2 separate regions of the Homo sapiens genome follow, and region 2 is linked to region 1. Evidence: chromatin loops called from intact Hi-C (ENCODE). Cell type or tissue: dorsolateral prefrontal cortex. All regions are shown on one strand. Each heading gives the region's core, and the rest is flanking DNA. Links, peaks and the distances in the headings are about the cores only.

Region 1 (8,291 bases), core at 1-8,000:
CACGGTCTCCACTGGGGGCGCAGTGGGCACGGAGACCCGGGTCTGGTCTGATGATGTTTAAATCATCAGAAGGATGCGTGTGCCTGCTGACTGCCCAGGCCTGAGAGGGAACAAAAATGCATATGACACAGTCTTGGTAAAAGCTTCTTTGTGGGATGCGGTAGGAGACAAACATCTGTGCAGGCAAACATTAATATGAGTTAACACCACAGAGCGAGGGGCGGTACAAGCTGGTGTGTGACTGGCGGTCCAGACAAGAGTTAGGGACCTGGTGGTGGAGGACCCTCCCCCCTCACCCCCACTGTGGGCTGAGAGTCTGGGGACTCCTCTGGCAGGAGGGAGGGCTTGGACCGGGCTGCAGGAGGCGTGTGGGGTTTGGGTAGTAGAGCATGGATGGCCGGGGCTGAGGGCTTCCTCGTGTCCTTGGTCTGAGTCCTGCTGTCCTCCTCAGACCATGCTTCCCGTGGGCTGCGTCCGCATCATCCCATACAGCAGCCAGTACGAGGAGGCCTATCGGTGCAACTTCCTGGGGCTCAGCCCGCACGTGCAGATCCCCCCCCACGTGCTCTCCTCAGGTGCGTGCCCCCGCGGGCTGTGGGGCCATGCCCTGCGCTGAGGTTCCCCACGCCTCAGGCCCAAAGTGGAACCAGATCTCTGTCATGGGTTGTGGAGAGGAGGCCTCATTGCAGGGCCAGCTTCCCCCATGGCTCTGGGCCTCCGTGTTCTATCTTCACACAGGTAGCGGTGGGTGAGTGGACCTGATGGGAAGGTTGGCTGGCAGGGACTGTCGTCAGTGGGCTGCAGGTCACCATCGTGGGGTGGGAGGATGTGTCCCTGGCCGGAGGATCCTGGTCGTCCTGGTGATTGGGTGCCTATGAGATGGAGGCCTGCTGAATGCTGGGTGTGAGCTGCCTGCTTCTGTGGGCCCTGCCATCCTCTCCTCACTCTTCTACTGTTCCCCTGTCCTGACTTCTGCTCTCCTCCAGCCTTTTTCTTCACCTCATGTGCCCGAGGTCTTCCCGGCCTTCACTGGTGTGGTCAGGGCTCAGCAAACCCCTGGTCTTTTGGTTTGGGGATGTCCAGGGATCAGCCCCCCAGGCTCATCAGTGACTTCCCCCAGCACAGCGGTGACCAGCAGCTGCTGACTCATGGTCCGAGTGGAGCTACCCTGAGCCCCCAATCAGCACCCAGGCTGGGTCCTGACTCCCTGCGAGGCAGTGCCTTTTTTCCGGGTAGCATTGGAAACACAGGCTCTGGTTTCAAACAGACTTCAAATTCTTACCACTACGAGCAGGTTATTTAACGTCTCCAGGCCTGTTTCCCCATCTGTAGAATAGGGTCATGGTGAGACCACCCTCATAGGGCTGCTTAGCCAGAGGTAAATTGATGTATATAAAGTACTTTGTGATTATTGTAATATAATAAATTATTAGTTTAACTGAGGCAAAAGTTAACCCTTAACTATTCACGAATAACCTGAAAGGTTTTAAATACCAAAGCATTGATTTGGGCCAGTCTTTTCACCAGCAGCCTTCCCCACTGACCTGGGATGAGCGGAGTGGGGCCCACGGTGGGCTAGCGCAGGGGAGGTGAGGAGCATGGGGGAGATGAGGAGCCACGGGCCTTGTGTTGTTACAGAGTTTGCTGTCATCGTGGAGGTCCACGCAGCCGCACGTTCCACCCTCCACCCTGTGGGGTGTGAGGATGACCAGTCTCTCAGCAAGTACGAGTTTGTGGTGACCAGTGGGAGCCCTGTAGCTGCAGACCGAGGTGGGTGCCCCCAGGCAGAGTGTCCTTTTTGTGAGAAGATGCCCCCGCCCCGCGCTAACGCCTGCCCTTGCTCTGCCCCTGCCCTTCTCCCCAGTGGGCCCCACCATCCTGAATAAGATTGAAGCGGCTCTGACCAACCAGAACCTGTCTGTGGATGTGGTGGACCAGTGCCTCGTCTGCCTCAAGGAGGAGTGGATGAAGTAAGCAACAGTGTGGGTGAGGCCCCTTTGCTTGCGACCCTGGAGAAAACCTGGAGCTGTTTCCAAAAGAGGAGCTGGGCCGTGGCCACTGAGGGAGGAGCCGAGAGAAGAGGTTGGGGGCGGGGTTCCAACTCCACGTCCGCCACTGCAAAGCTCAGGTGGCCTCGGGAGGCGGTCATCATGTCTGCCTCCGGCTCCTGCATGGGGAGGTGGGGGTGGCGCCTGCCTTGGAGAGCGACTGAGGCTTGGGCAAGGGCTCCAAGCTCACAGGAGGGTTCATAATGGAAGCTCTGTCATCTGCTGTGCAATTAACTTCAAAACCTAAAAGCCCAGTAACCCATGCCCCACCCCGCTTTTTATTTTATTTTATTTTTATTTTTTATTTTTTTTGAGTCAGAGTTTGGCTCTTGTTGCCCAGGCTGGAGTGCAATGGCATGATCTTGGCTCACCACAACCTCCGCCTCCCGGGTTCAAGCGATTCTTCTGCCTCAGCCTCTGGAGTAGCTGGGATTACAGGCACCCACCACCATGCCTGGCTAATATTTGTATTTTTAGTAGAGACAGGGTTTTAGCATGTTGGCCAGGCTGGTCTTGAACTCCTGACTTCGTGATCCGCCCACCTTGGCCTCCCAAAGTGCTGGGATTACAGGCGTGAGCCACTGCACCTGGCCCCCCGGGTTTTTTTTTTTGTAAGCAAATTTACTTTATTTCCTCCTGCCTCGATTCTTGGTAATTTTTTGGGTCAAATTTATTAATCAAACATTGTCCTGATTTAAAATCATGCAGTGAAGCTTAGGAGCAACCAGTGTCTTCCACGAGTTTAAGGAAGGTTTTTCTTTCTTCTTGGCGTCTTGACAACAGCTTGAGGGAGGGTGTGGGAAGCGCACAGGCCCCATACCCATACCCGACAGAGGGCCGAGCCCAGCCCCGACAGCTTCCCTTCCTTGCTGGGACACAGCTCCTTTCAGCAGTTCAGGGGCCAAGCCTGCTGCCCCAAGGGTGTGGATTCCAGCTCTGCCTGCACAGCTCCTGCTGGTGCCAAAGCCGTGTCACCCCTGGTTGGCCCCGTGACCAGGGCTCGAGGGATTGTGCTGTGGTGTCTGAGTGTTTTGTTTTGGTTTTCTTCAGCAAAGTGAAGGTGCTTTTTAAGTTCACCAAGGTGGACAGTCGACCCAAAGAGGACACACAGAAGCTGCTGAGCATCCTGGGTGCGTCCGAGGAGGACAATGTCAAGCTGCTGAAGTTCTGGATGACTGGCCTGAGCAAGACCTACAAGTCACACCTCATGTCCACGGTCCGCAGCCCCACAGCCTCGGAGTCTCGGAACTGACCCGTCACACACACCTGCCTAAAGACAGGGATGGCTGTCCACAGGATCCTCCAGCCCCGTGAGAGGGACTGTCCCTTGAGTTTCTCAACTGCTGGAAGGAGCTGTGTCCCAGCAAGGAAGGGAAACCATCAGGGCTGGGCTCGGCCCTGTCAGGTTTGGGGCCTGTGTGCTTCCCAGACTCTCCCTCCAGCCGTTGGAATCGCTGAAGATGGCAATGAAAGGCGGAGGGATGATGGGCTCTCTCTGTGTTCAAACTCCTTGGAGAGACGACTAGGAGGACAGCTTGCCTCCCAGGCCCCTTGTGGACTTAGACTCAAAACCCGCAGGAGAAACAGGTCCGACTCAGTATGCAGTCGCAATAACATGTCTGCTCCCGAGGTTAACATTCAAGCGTTTCTACTTTGAAATTCAGCAAGAGTTTCTGGGCCTTATGTTTGAGGGTACCTTTTGCTGCAGTTGTGAATATTCAGTACATTGCCAGCTCTTGGTCACTGAGTGATTGAGTTAGGGCTCCGCAAGAGACTTTGGGGAGTGAAGTGGATCTCTTCCTCATCTTTTGGTCCTCTGAAATGTGTGTTCTGAAGCCATGGGGCTCGTCTTCTGGGGTGTTCCCCTGCAGGTGCTGGTGAAGGTAACCTGGGGCTTAATGATGGAGTCCCTGATCATTTTTGCACAAGACAGGTTGCTGAGGGGTCGGCAAGCATCTGACTTGCCCAATCCCCTGGATATGGTGAGCCCCGCCATGCTTTTATTCTGTATCGCTTTTGTCTTTATTGCTGCTTTCAACATTTACGTTTGGTTACAGTTAACTATTTTCGGAGTGTGGTGATTGAAGACAATTTCATCATCCCACTGTACTTTTTTTTTTGAGAGGGAGTTTCACTCTTGTTGCCCAGGCTGGAGTGCAATGGCACGATCTTGGCTCACTGCAACCTCTGCCTCCTGGGTTCAAGCAATTCTCCTGCCTCAGCCTCCAGAGTAGCTGGAACTACAGGTGCCCGCCACTATGCCCAGCTAATTTTTGTATTTTTTAGTAGAGACGGGGTTTCACCGTGTTGGCCGGGCTGGTCTCAAACTCCTGACCTCAGGTGATCCACCCACCTCAGCCTCCCAAAGTGCTGGGATTACAAGCGTGAGCCACTGTGCCTGGCCCTTTTTTTTTTTTTTTTTTTTTTTTTTAAAGAGATGGCATCTTGCTATGTCGTCCAGGCTGGTCTTGAACTCCTGAGTTCAAGCAGTCCTCCTGCTTCAACATACAGCTACAGGTACCCCCCACTATACATTTTTAATAAGGATTCATGGCTCAGAGGGATTTTCTGATGGTTTTGCTGATTTGTTTCTAGTTTTTTTGTGTTTATATTTAACATGAAGACCAAGTTTATATAACTAGGTATCTGTATAATGCAACAACATTGGAACACAATAAAGATGTATTTTTGTAAATTGTTACTACATGGTTTTATTGGTTTGATGCCTACTATTTATTTGCGCTCAGGCACAGGAAATACTATGGTTAAAAAATACCAGTGAGTCAGCCGGGCGCAGTGGCTCATGCCTGTAATCTCAGCACTTTGGGAGGCTGAGGCAGGCGGATCACGAGGTCAGGAGATCGACACCATCCTGGCTAATACGGTGAAACCCTGTCTGTACTAAAAATATAAAAAATTAGCCAGGCATGGTGACAGATGCCTGTAGTCCCAGCTACTCAGGAAGCTGAGGCAGGAGAATCACTTGAACCCGGGAGGCAGAGGTTGCAGTGAGCCAAGATCACACCACTGCACTCCAGCCTGGGCAACAGAGTGAGACTCCATCTCAAAAAACAAAACAAAATACCAGTGAGTGGCCAATTCGCACAGTTAAGCTGCTATAATGATCGTAGACAATCTTCTCCAAGTTAGTCGTTGGAGTTGGTGTTGGAGAGAAGCAAACACTCATTTATCCCAAGGACATCTGTTGAGTACCTATGCCCATGTGCTTTTCATTTTGTTCAGCATTAGAAATGGCTCATCCCTTAATAATGATGATATTTAAAAGACATGTCCATCTGAGAGGAAGATGGCTGGAATCACCCTGGGTGACCGTGGCAATCCCTAAAACAGCAGGTTCACGGTTTAGTCATCTACCTCGAGTGGGAGGGGACCCCCTGGCCAATGTGGGTCAAGGGAGAGATGACCACCCACTGTCCTCCCCGGCTTCGGGTACAGATTCCTGTCTTTCTCTCGTGCATGGCATTCCTGGGAACGTGGTTCTATGCTCAGTTTTTGCCAGTTGTCTGCCAGTCTAGTGGCTGAATCCACTTGGCAAGTAGGAGCCCAGTGTAAGTTAGCTCTGCATTCACTTCAGGGGCATGTGTGACCTGGATTTCCCATGTCTAACAGAGCTTGCTGGCGAGGGGGCAGGCAAGGCCCTATGCCGACTGGTGGTTTTGTTTTTGTTTTTGTTTTTTGAGACAGAGTCTTGCTCCGTTGCCAGGCTGTAGTGCAGTGGTGTGATCTCGGCTCACTGCAAGCTCCGACTCCCTGGTTCAAGCAATTCAGCCTCAGCCTCCCGAGTAACTGGGATTACAGGTACATGCCACCACACCCGGCTAATTTTTGTATTTTTAGTAGAGATGGGGTTTCATCATGTTGGCCAGACTGGTCTCGAACTCCTGACCTCGTGATCCGCCCGCCTCGGCCTCCTAAAGTGCTGGAATTAGAGGGGTGAGCCACCGCACCCAGCTGCCAACTGGTGTTTCTAGGCAGCTGTGGGCTTTTTCTCCCCACAGGCATGCAGTTCTTGAAGATTTTTCCTATTGGTCATGAGTGCAGAAGAGCAGGAGGCTGAGCTGAACCTATGCCAGCCCAAGACCAGGCCAGACTCTGCTGTCCTTGTGAGGGAATAGGGGTTCCTGATTTTGTAGCTTTTCACAAAATGGAAGAGACAGAAAACAAGTTCCAGATCTTGAACCTTCCCCATGTGTTTGAAGGCAGTCAAGGGTTTCCTGATTTTACATTCAAGATACTTACACTCAGGGCCGGGCATGGTGGCTCACGCCTGTAATCCCAGCACTTTGGGAGGCCGAGGCAGGAGGATCACCTGAGCCCAGGAGTTTGATACCAGCCTGGCCAACATGGTGAAACCCCGTCTCTACTAAAAATACAAAAAAAAAAATTAGCCAGGCTGGTGGTGTACGCCTGTAGTCCCAGCTACTCAGGAGGCTGAGGCAGGAGAATCACTTGAGCTCTTATATATTGTGGAAATTAACCCCTTATCTGATAATATAGTTTGTATAAGCTTTTAAAAAATAAATTGTATATATTTAAGGTATACGACATGATGTTAATGACATACACACACATATTAAAATGGTTATTATAGCCAGGCACTGTGGCTCACACCTGTAATCCCAGCACTTTGGGAGGCCAAGGTGGGCGGATCACCTGAGGTCAGGTGTTCGAGACCAGCCTGGCCAACATGGTGAACTCCCATCTCTACTAAAAGTACAAAAATTAGCTAGGCGTGGTGTCAGGCACCTGTAATCCCAGCTGCTCAGGAGGCTGAGGCAGGAGAATCGCTTGAACCAGGGAGGTGGAGGTTGCAGTGAGCTGAGATGGCCCCATGGCACTCCTGTCTGGGCAGCAAAGCGAGACTCTGTCTCAAAAAATAAAAAATAAACACAAACGGCCAGGCACGGTGGCTCACACCTGTAATCCCAGCACTTTGGGAGGCCAAGGTGGGCGGATCACCTGATGTGAGGTGTTCGAGACCAGCCTGGCCAACATGGTGAAACCCCGTCTCCACTAAACATACAAAAATTAGCCGGGCGTGGTGGTGGGTGCCTGTAATCCCAGCTACTCTGGAGGCTGAGGCAGGAGAATTGCTTGAATCTGGGAGACGGAGGTTGCCGTGAGCCAAGATCACGTCACTGCTGACAGAGCAAGACTCCATCTGAAAAATAAATGAATAAAAAACTAGGCCGGGCACGGTGGCTCACGCCTGTAATCCCAGCACTTTGGGAGGCCGAGGAGGGCAGATAGTGAGGTCAGGAGATCGAGACCATCCTGGCTAACATAGTGAAACCCCATCTCTACTAAAAATACGAAAAATTAGCTGGGCGTGGTGGCGGGCACCTGTAGTCCCAGCTACTTGGGAGGCTGAGGCAGGAGAATGGCGTGAACCTGGGAGGCAGAGCTTGCAAAGTGAGCTGAGATCGCACCACTGCACTCCAGCCTGGGCAACAGAGCAAGACTCCGTCTCAAATAAATAAATAAATAAATAAACTAATAACTAAATGTTGTAACACAAAAGAGGATAAATGCTTAAGGTGATGGATATCCTGTTTACCCTGATGTGATTATTACAAATTGCATGTCTGTACCAAAATATCTCATGTACCCGATAAATATATATACCTACTATATACCGACAAAGTTAAAAATAGAAACTGGAAGACAAAAAATAAATAAAAATCAAATAAAGCTTCTCATTTTGTTGTCTGCCTTTGGTAGATTTCCAGCCCTGAAGTGGCTGTTTTTGAAAACTGTTTTCCCCCAGTTTTATTTTTGTTTATCCCTCTCTGGAGGGATTTGAGTCCTTCTTTATACCTCCACAACTCCAAGTCCCTCCTCTCATTATCGTTTTAGATGAGGAAAGTGAAGCTCAGAAGAGATGAATCAATTTGCCCTAGACCATGCAGCTAGGAAGCCTGGGAGCCAGCACTAAACTCAAGTGTTCTTTTTCTTTGTTAAGAATTTTATTCGCCAGGCACGGTGGCTCACACCTGTAATTCCAGCACTTTGGGAGGCCGAGGCAGGCTGATCACGAGGTCAGGCGATCGAGACCATCCTAGCTAACACGATGAAACCCCGTCTCTACTAAAAATACAAAAACAAAAATTTAGCCGATGTGGTGGTGTGCATTTGTAGTCCCAGCTACTTGGGAGGCTGAGGCAGGAGAATTGCTTGAACCCAGGAGGTGAAGGTTGCAGTGAGCCGAGATCGTGCCACTGC
Region 2 (8,325 bases), core at 265-8,264, 51 kb after region 1:
ACCTGGAGCAGGCTGGCGCGGAGCTGCTCACGCAGCTGGGCCTCGGTGCCCGCCCACTGGTGGTGCAGTGCGAGCAGTGCCTCACGGCTCTGACCCTGCTGGCTCTCCAGCCTCACGGTCACGTCTTTGAGCTTTTCCTCTGTGACGTAGAGCTTGGTCTCCAGGGAGTGGATGATGGAGAGGTACGTGTCAGAGTCGCCAGTTGCAGGCAGTACACTGGGTGCAGGCTCTGAGGACATGCTTTCTTCCGAGGGTGACCGGTCCTGGCTGGTGTCGGAAGATGTGCTGCTGGTCCAGGTCTTCTCAGACCCTTCGGGGTGAATGTATCTTTGGCACTGGATTGTGGAGAACCGGATTCTTTGCCTTTTAACACCAGGTGCCCCTTGGTCGAGTTTGGCTGTGCCCTGCTGATGGCCCTCCCTGTCAAGCACTTCCACTGACTTTGGGGGCACCATGCTGTCTTCCCTACTGGGGCTGCCATCACCGTACTCTTCCCCCGGAGGAGCCCCCAGGTCCTCGTCCTCATCCTCGAGCCTTGTGTGTGGGAGGCCTAGAGGTGCCCTAGTGGCTTGGACTGGTTGGCCTGGGAGCAAAGTGCCATCCCTTTCTGTCTCTTCAGGGGTACTCCGTGGCTCTTCCATGTCCTTTGGAGATTCACTTGCAAATTTCCTTAAAATCTCTTCTTTTGCCTGGAGCTTAATTTCTGTTTCCTCTAAGCTGCTCCCCAAGGCAACCATTTTAACCAAAGCCTCATTGAGGTCCTGCTCCTTCTTCTCCAGAACCTTCTCATGTGCTTCCTTAATGCGCTCCAGCTCTTCCTCCTTCTCTCTCAGCAGAGTGTGCATGCTCTGCAGCTGGCTGGAGACCCTCTGGTAGGAGTGCTCCAGGCTCTGGTTGTCAGCCTCTCTTCTCCTCAGCTTTTCCCGGAGCTCAGCCACATCCTCGTCGGACGTGGCCACGCGCTCTGTCAGCTCCTGGAACCGCTGTCTGAGGAGGTCCCGCTCGTCACAGAGGCTCTGCACGTGCTCTGCGAGCCTGCGCACGCTGGCCTCTCGTGCCTCCAGCTGCTCCTCCAGCTGGTGCACCTGCTCACTGCCCTCGAAAGTGGCGCTCAGCTTCTCCTTCTGCAGGGTCTCCACCTGCTGTGCCTGACCCTGCAGCTGGTCCTCATAGGCGCTGGCCTTGTCTTCCACTTCCTTTAGGTTCTGCAGCAATGCCTGCTTCTCCTTCTCACAGCTCTCCAGCAGCAGCTCATAGTTTCTCTGCAGCTTCTCCTCCATCAGCCGCTGCGCCTGCTCACTGGCGCCCAGTTGCTGGCTGAGGTCGGCAATGCGCTCCTGCAGCCTCTGGACCTCCTTCTGCCGGTCCCGCTGCAGCGCCTGCTGTGTCTCCAGGCCCCGTAGCTCCTGCGTCTTCTCCAGCAGCAGGGCCTCAGCACTCTTGAGCTTCTGCTCGCTAGCCCTCAGCTGGCTGCTCAGCGCCGCCTCGCTGTGTTGCCGCTCCTCCAGCTGCTCGCGGACCCGGCCCTGCTCCCGCTTCAGGTCGCCCTTGAGCTTGGCCAGCGCCTGCTCCTTGATGGCTAGCTCAGCGGCCGCATTGCTGAGCCGTGCCTGAAGGCTCCGGATCTCAGCCTCGTGGTGCCGGATCGTGTCCTTGGCCTCCCCATAGCTACGCTTCAGGGTCTGAATCTGGTGTGTAATCAGCTCCTGGCGCTGGCACTGGGCTTCAAGCTCACTTTGAAGGTCTTGGTTGACTCTATGGAGCCTCTGCCAGGCACCCGATGGGGAGGCGGCCACTTCAGTCTTAAAAAAACCGATTAAATACTGGTTAGTAACACTCGGGCCTCCCAGTTCTGAGTGTCACACCTCTGGCCAGGAACAACCACAGAAAGCTCCTTGATGGCTTTGGCTTTTATCCTTTGTACAACTTTATTTTTTTTTCCCATTAAAAAAATCCAACAAATTTTCTTTTTTTTTTTTTTTAGTAAGTAGCTGCTTCCAGGTAAACAGAAAACATGGACAATAACATCAGAAAACAGCTTTAACCAAACAGCTTCTAGGAGAAATAAACCAAACAAAACTGAATAATGGAACACACTAAGAAGCAAAACAAAGACTAAAGGACAAGAGAGCGCCAGGAAGAGGGACAGGCGGGAGGAGCACAGCACCTGCAGCTGTTTGTTTCACAAAACAAAAAGTACGCAGTCTTGACAACAAATCCTAAACAAGCGCAGGACACAAGGTGTAGGTAAATGATGCCACTTCCTTCTAAGACAGGAGGAGAAGGAAGGAAGGTAACACTCGGGAGATGTCAGCAAGGTGACATCCAAACATTTTCCTGTGGAAAGTGTAGTCAGTCCTCTAGAGTAACAGGAAGAACTAATCTCTACCTGTAAGAAGTCAAAACGAGGGGGGAACGGGAACCATGGAGTAAGATACAATAATCAACAAAACAAACAAACCTTTGTGGAGTTCAAAATAAGAAAAAGTGAAGCATGCAAAAACAAAACACAACGTAAATGAAACAAAACTCCCCACACTGAAAGGCATGCAGAGACAGAACTCATTAATATAGGGAAAAACAACACAAACAAGAGTGAGCCGAGCCCAGCCTAAGAATCTGGCCTGCCTATGGCTCCCTCTCGGTCTGCTGGCCGGGGAAGCCACAGATGTGACACTCAGTTATGTTAAGTTCAAGTTACACTTCACACTCAATGTCCAAATCATGCAAGCTCCTCCCAGCAGTTAGTATAGCACCCACCCCAGTAGCTGGCTCCTGACCCTTAACCCCACAGACCCCCTGCTCATTCTGAGTCGTGATTAAAAGCATTTCCAAAGCATAAAGGGTGGTGAGAAGTCACAGGTTATTAGACTTAGGGAAAAGGTATTAAAGACCAGCTTTGCCCAGTGCTGACCAACAGGGGCTTCAGTGTAGGCTCATGCAATTATGCAAGTTAGACAGAGGTAGGTTCCTAGGTTAGCAATGTGCAAAGTCCGCTGCTTAGTACAAGTTGAGTATCCCTTATCCAAAATACTTGGGACAAGAACTGTTTCGGATTTTAAAATATTTGCATTCTACTTACTGGGTGAGCATCCCCAATCCAAAAATCCAAAATCTGAAATGCTCCAGTGAGCATTTCCTTTCAGCATAATGTCAGCGTTCAGTTTTGGATTTTGGAGCATTTCAGATTTTCGAATTTGGGATGCTGAACTTTTATCTTTACTACCTGATTTGAAGCCAGTTCTTATAGGATGAGGCCCAATCAAGAATTAAAAAGATGCTCCTCAAACCTGGAGGGCAAGCGCAAATGACCTTGGCAGGGAGGCCCACAGGGAGGCCCTGTTCACCAGGTCTGAACAGGGCATGGCAATGACTATGGCAGAAGAGGCTGGAGAGGAGAGTCTAGGGCATGTGGGGCAGAAAGAAAGAGAAGGCCCAGGGAGCACACAGGAGAAGAAACAGCAGAGAGTCTGCAAAGAGGCAGACTATGGTCAGAGGCCAGCTGAGTGCCCCTGTTCCATCTGCTGCCTGGGACAACTCAGACCAAGGTCAGCGCACTGCGGTCTGCAAATGTAGACAATACGTGACAGAGACTCGGGGTCTAAGAGCCGGAAGGGCCCTCAGGGATCACTGGGTCTAAGTCTACACAGGCAGCAGACTGCCGCTGTAGAGGAGGGGACACATGCACTTGCTTTGGGGGTCAGTAGCAGGGCCAAGTCTTGAACCTAGGACCTTGATTCTAATGTTATACCCTCAGCCTTTGCCGAGAACTTAGGCTCCCTGTTCTGGTACCCCACTTCACTTCTCCTGCAGTATTTATATATCAATCTTCCTATCACAATCTCCTCTACCACTCAATGGGGACAAGAGTATATCTGTTTTATGCCCAATACCTGGCACAAGGCCTGGCACGCTGCAGGAAAGTCAGCAGACATAGGCACGCCCTTGGGCCAGGCTAGCTCCAGCCTTGTGACACCCCTATATCAGGGCTCTGTGGTACAGGATCTCAGTGGAGGTATCCCGGGGTTGGGCTAGTAGTGGTAAGAGCCCCAGCTCTGCCTGCCAGGTGTGGTATAGAAACAGATGGGAATGGGGTCCAGTACTAGCTTTGCCACTGACTTGCTGTTGGTTGTAAGCAGGCACTGGACTTGCTGTGTGATTCAATGTCTTCAATCTGTACAATAGGTCCAATATTACTATAGTGAAAACTATGAGAAATCACATGCAAATGTATGGTATTTACAATAAATGTATATTGGCTACTTTCAGAGTCAAAGGGAAAGGTCACCAAAATCATTTTATTACCAAAAAAAGTCCTTAGATATAGAGGTTTCAGGGAGATTCCCCAAAATGTCATATCAGGAGGGAAAAACAAACAGACCCCCCCAAGCACATTGAGTGTCCAGTCCTGTGGCAGAAAAGCCCAGGGGCATGAGCTCCTGGGAGACACCCCTGCTCAGCCAAGTTTTGCACACTCCTAGCCTGCCTGAGCATGAACCCTTCACACTGAAGCTCCTGAGCGCACCATGGGCCACAGCAGCCCCTCCACCCTACCTGCAGCACGTAGCCCTCACGGGCGCTCTGCTCCCGGCCCAGGGCCACCCTCAGCTGGTCCTGCAGGAGCCGGTTCTGCTCCAGAAGGTCTGAGGCCTCCTTCTGGCTCTGCTCCAGCTGTTGGCAAAAAGACACACACTTTTATGCAAAATGACAATGATAAACAAAGCAGCTGCACAGCACAGACTCTTTCACTGGTCTTCCATGTGGCCCAAGAGTTTTGGAGTCTCCACATTTCAGCAGATGTGCTGATATGGCCTTTACCAGCAGCATTTGGAAGTGAAGGTTCCAATGCAAGCCATCAGTAACAATGGCAGACTTGGTACCTTATGGGCACCAAGGGACTACCTTGTCCTTCCCTACTCCAGGCACCCCTGGATGCCCACATACTTCCCACACCTGCTCAAGGTTCCAACATGCACGCCCTATATAGGTGCCAAGGCCCATACGGGGTGTTCATTTCTGAGAAGGGGAATGTGTCCACTGGGGAACAAGGGTTTTGCATCTGCATCTGGAGGAAGCACCCCATGGGGTCCTTTGGGTGTCCTCAGCTGGTCACACAGGCCAGGCTAGGCTCTACAGGGACCACTGTGAGTGGTGGCCCCAAGCAGGCCTCACTCCAGGGCCCACTATGGTCTCAACTGAAACCACTCCATTTGACCAGCTTTACATGATGGATTCCACAAAGTTCTGTTTGCAAAAAGAGTTCCCGCAGTTCCCTCAAACAAGGTGTGGATACCCATGAGTAAGCTATTTTACACTCTTCTTGCTTTCAACAGCTTCAGCTACTCATTCATCCATCCACCTCTTCCCTACACACCTCCCAGGTGCCTCCTGATGCCTGGCCATGTGCAGGGCTACCCAACCTGCTCCCAGAGCTCGTGCTGAATGGAGCTGTGTGTGTGGTGGACAGTCAGGCCAGTGCCGCCCAGGGTGCTGACAGACTGTGCTGTGAGAGGCGGGGAGACCCCTGACTTTTATTTATTTTTTTTGAGATGGACTCTCGCTCTGTCGCCAGGCTGGAGTACGATGGTGCGATCTCAGGTCACTGCAACCTCTGCCTCCTGGGTTCAAGTGATTCTCCTGCCTCAGCCTTCCAAGTAGCTGGGACTACAGGAATGCACCACCATGCCCAGCTAATTTTTGTATTTTTAGTAGAGACGGGGTTTCACCATGTTGGCCGGATGGTCTTGATCTCTTGACCTTGTGATCCGCCCGCCTCGGCCTCCCAAAGTACCGGGATTACAGGCGTGAGCCACCATGCCCAGCCGACCCCTGACTTTTAAACAGTGAAGACTGACCCCCCAGATTGTTGAGCCAGTGTGTCGCCTGCTGGCTGGCCCATTTTGGTAGCCTGAAGTAATGTGAGTTTCAACTGTTATTTTATTTCATCTTGCCTTTGTTACTTGTTAATGGATGAGGAAAATGAAAAAGTACAAGTATTAGTGCTGGTGGTAACTCAGCCTCATACAGTTAATAAAATACAAAAAAGATGAGAAGCTTGAGGCATACCCAAGTGGCAAATCTTTAACAAGCTACTTACGTAAGAGAACACATTTGAAACACAGTGTTGAAAACTGTCCCTAAATGGAGAGTGAAACAGGGAGTTCTACAAAAACTGTAACGCTACACCTCCCCAGCTACGAGACTCCCTGCCCAGACATGTCAATCTACCACTGAAGTTCTGCAGACTGGATTTCTGCATACATTTCCATGAAAGAACATCTTATTTTATAGTTCGGGGGCCAGCTTGTTCATCTATGTACCTAGGTGCACTGAAGGCCTCGTGGAGGAGTGACAGTCACAGGGCAGCCTTCATCCACAGCCTACCCTGCCTCACCACTGTCTTCTGCTTCATATCCTCATGACCTAGGACCCAGCTGTCATCTCCTGCTGGATGCCCCTGGCTTCAGATCTGATCGGCCGTCCCCAAGCCACTGTAAGAGCACCTGGGGCTGGTCTCTGCCTACAGCTTTGACCTGTCCAAGCCAGGGCTGCGTAATGCAAAAGCCTTGCCCTGCTCGCGCCCCTCCTGCCATCGGGAGTCAGAACGAGGAAACCATCTAGGCCCTGCAACGCCGCTTGCCTCTCAATGGCAGGGGCCCCCACCATCGGAAGAATTCCTCTGTGCCTGGAAGGCCCCTTTCCCTGCCCTGCATGCACTGGCACGCTCCCACAGCTCTCAGGTCTGCCTCAACTATGAGGACTCATCTATGCGTCTGTCTCCCCTAGGGGTCTGCAAGTCCCTCGCGGGTAGGACTGTCTAGATGAACCCCTCAGGCCACAGCTGGGCACAGCTGATGCTCTGGAAAGGCTGCTGGGAGCAGGGTGGGGATCTGGTCCCAGGCTATTACCTCCTTCTCGAGCAGAGAGGTCAGCTCGTGTGTGGAGAGCCGGTCACCCCCATCTTCAGAAGACAGGTGGACGGGGGCGATGGGCACCTGCTTCTCTTCCCGGAGAGGTGTGGTCTCCACCTGATGCCACCGCTGCTCAATCTCCACGTGGACGTTATGCGTTTTGAGGTCGCTCATAGGCAGCCCTGGGCTCCGGTCCACCTCCATGCGCAGGGCTGCATCCTCAGTGCCTGGCCCGTCTGTGGCGTCGAGCATCCCGAAGCGCTTGCGGCGCTCCTCCCGCCTCCGTGCACGCTCCCGCTCCAGCTCCCCAGGCTCCGCCTCAGGGCGCAGGGGCTCGTGGGTGTCAGCAGGCCCCACGCCGCCCACCCGCTCCTGAGCCAGGGCCTGCTGGATGGGACGGAACTCAGCCCAGTCAAAGGTCTTGGAGCGGCCCTCTCGCCTCCGCTCCCGTGCGCGGCTCCTCTTCTGCTCAGGGTCCGGCTCCCCCAGCTCTGCCTCTTGCTTCTCAGTAGGCCTCGGGCAGGTCTCAAAAGAGCAGCTGCTCTTGTTTTTTTCCTCTGGCAACGAGCTGTGGGGCAGGAGGATGGACATAGCCTGTCAGGGGCGGCTCTGGTGTGGCCTGCCAGGCAGAAGCTGGCAATGCTGAGCCACAACCCAGCCCCTGTGAGCACCACATCCTTTTTCTATCCTAATCCCAGCTTCCTAAGTGCAGGGAGGACAGGAATACTCTGCCTTTACCCCACATCCCTTCCCAAACTGGTTCTGAGTGGGGGAGGGGGAGGGGGACGGGGAGGGGAAGGGGAAAGGAAGGGAAAAGAGCCTCAGAAAGCTGAGGTTTCCCACATAATGACACTGGGGGGGTCCCTTGACTGAAGAGGCTGTGAGGGGCTCACTGTGGTGGTCCCGTTGCCAGGGTATGGAGCCAGGGGAGTCCCAGGACTCCCACAGCCTCAGAGGCAGGACGGGCCAGCCCTGCCTTGCTCAGGGCCAAGAACTACATTAGGCTGCACCTGGGCACAGCCACCGTACCTGCCAGGTGAGGCCTGGGCCCTGTGCACCCCTGGACTGGACAGTGGTGACAGAATGAGGGAAAACTAGCACTTTCTAGAAGGGCTTACCTTTTAATAAGCAGGTAACGTGATCAGATCTATGTTTTGTTTTTTTTTTTTTTGAGATGGAGTTTCACTCTTGTTACCCAGGCTGGAGTGCAATGGCGCGATCTCGGCTCACCACAACCTCTGCCTGCTGGGTTCAAGCGATTCTCCTGCCTCAGCCTCCCAAGTAGCTGGGATTACCGGCATGCGCTACCATGCCTGGCTAATTTTGTATTTTTAGTAGAAACGGGGTTTCTCCATGTTGGCCAGGCTGGTCTCAAACTCCTGACCTCAGGTGATCCGCCTGCCTCCCAAAGTGC

The links. Hi-C counts contacts between places; a loop is a spot of excess contacts. Peaks named below come from ENCODE experiments on the same cell type or tissue, not always from the same donor. Only the 100,000 strongest peaks of a DNase experiment are listed, where the experiment ranks them.
Region 2: it touches region 1 in a loop (6-fold over the local background); 15 of 110 quality-filtered maps call a loop at or near these places.

The regions. Positions count from the first base shown.
Region 1 is chr17:17,208,664-17,216,954 of GRCh38, reverse strand. It overlaps FLCN (folliculin), which reads left to right. Exons shown (of 14, transcript NM_144997.7): 11 at 452-575; 12 at 1,639-1,770; 13 at 1,865-1,970; 14 at 3,099-4,743. The coding sequence ends at 3,300. Among named protein-coding and RNA genes, the nearest start is that of PLD6, 6.5 kb to the right of the region's middle. In dorsolateral prefrontal cortex, for the core only: no CTCF peak of the experiment used is centred there; no DNase peak of the experiment used is centred there; H3K27ac peaks cover 1,046 bases.
Region 2 is chr17:17,157,586-17,165,910 of GRCh38, reverse strand. It overlaps MPRIP (myosin phosphatase Rho interacting protein), which reads right to left. Exons shown (of 24, transcript NM_001364716.4): 14 at 6,909-7,479; 15 at 4,555-4,671; 16 at 1-1,802. Among named protein-coding and RNA genes, the nearest start is that of PLD6, 45 kb to the left of the region's middle. In dorsolateral prefrontal cortex, for the core only: no CTCF peak of the experiment used is centred there; no DNase peak of the experiment used is centred there; H3K27ac peaks cover 2,407 bases.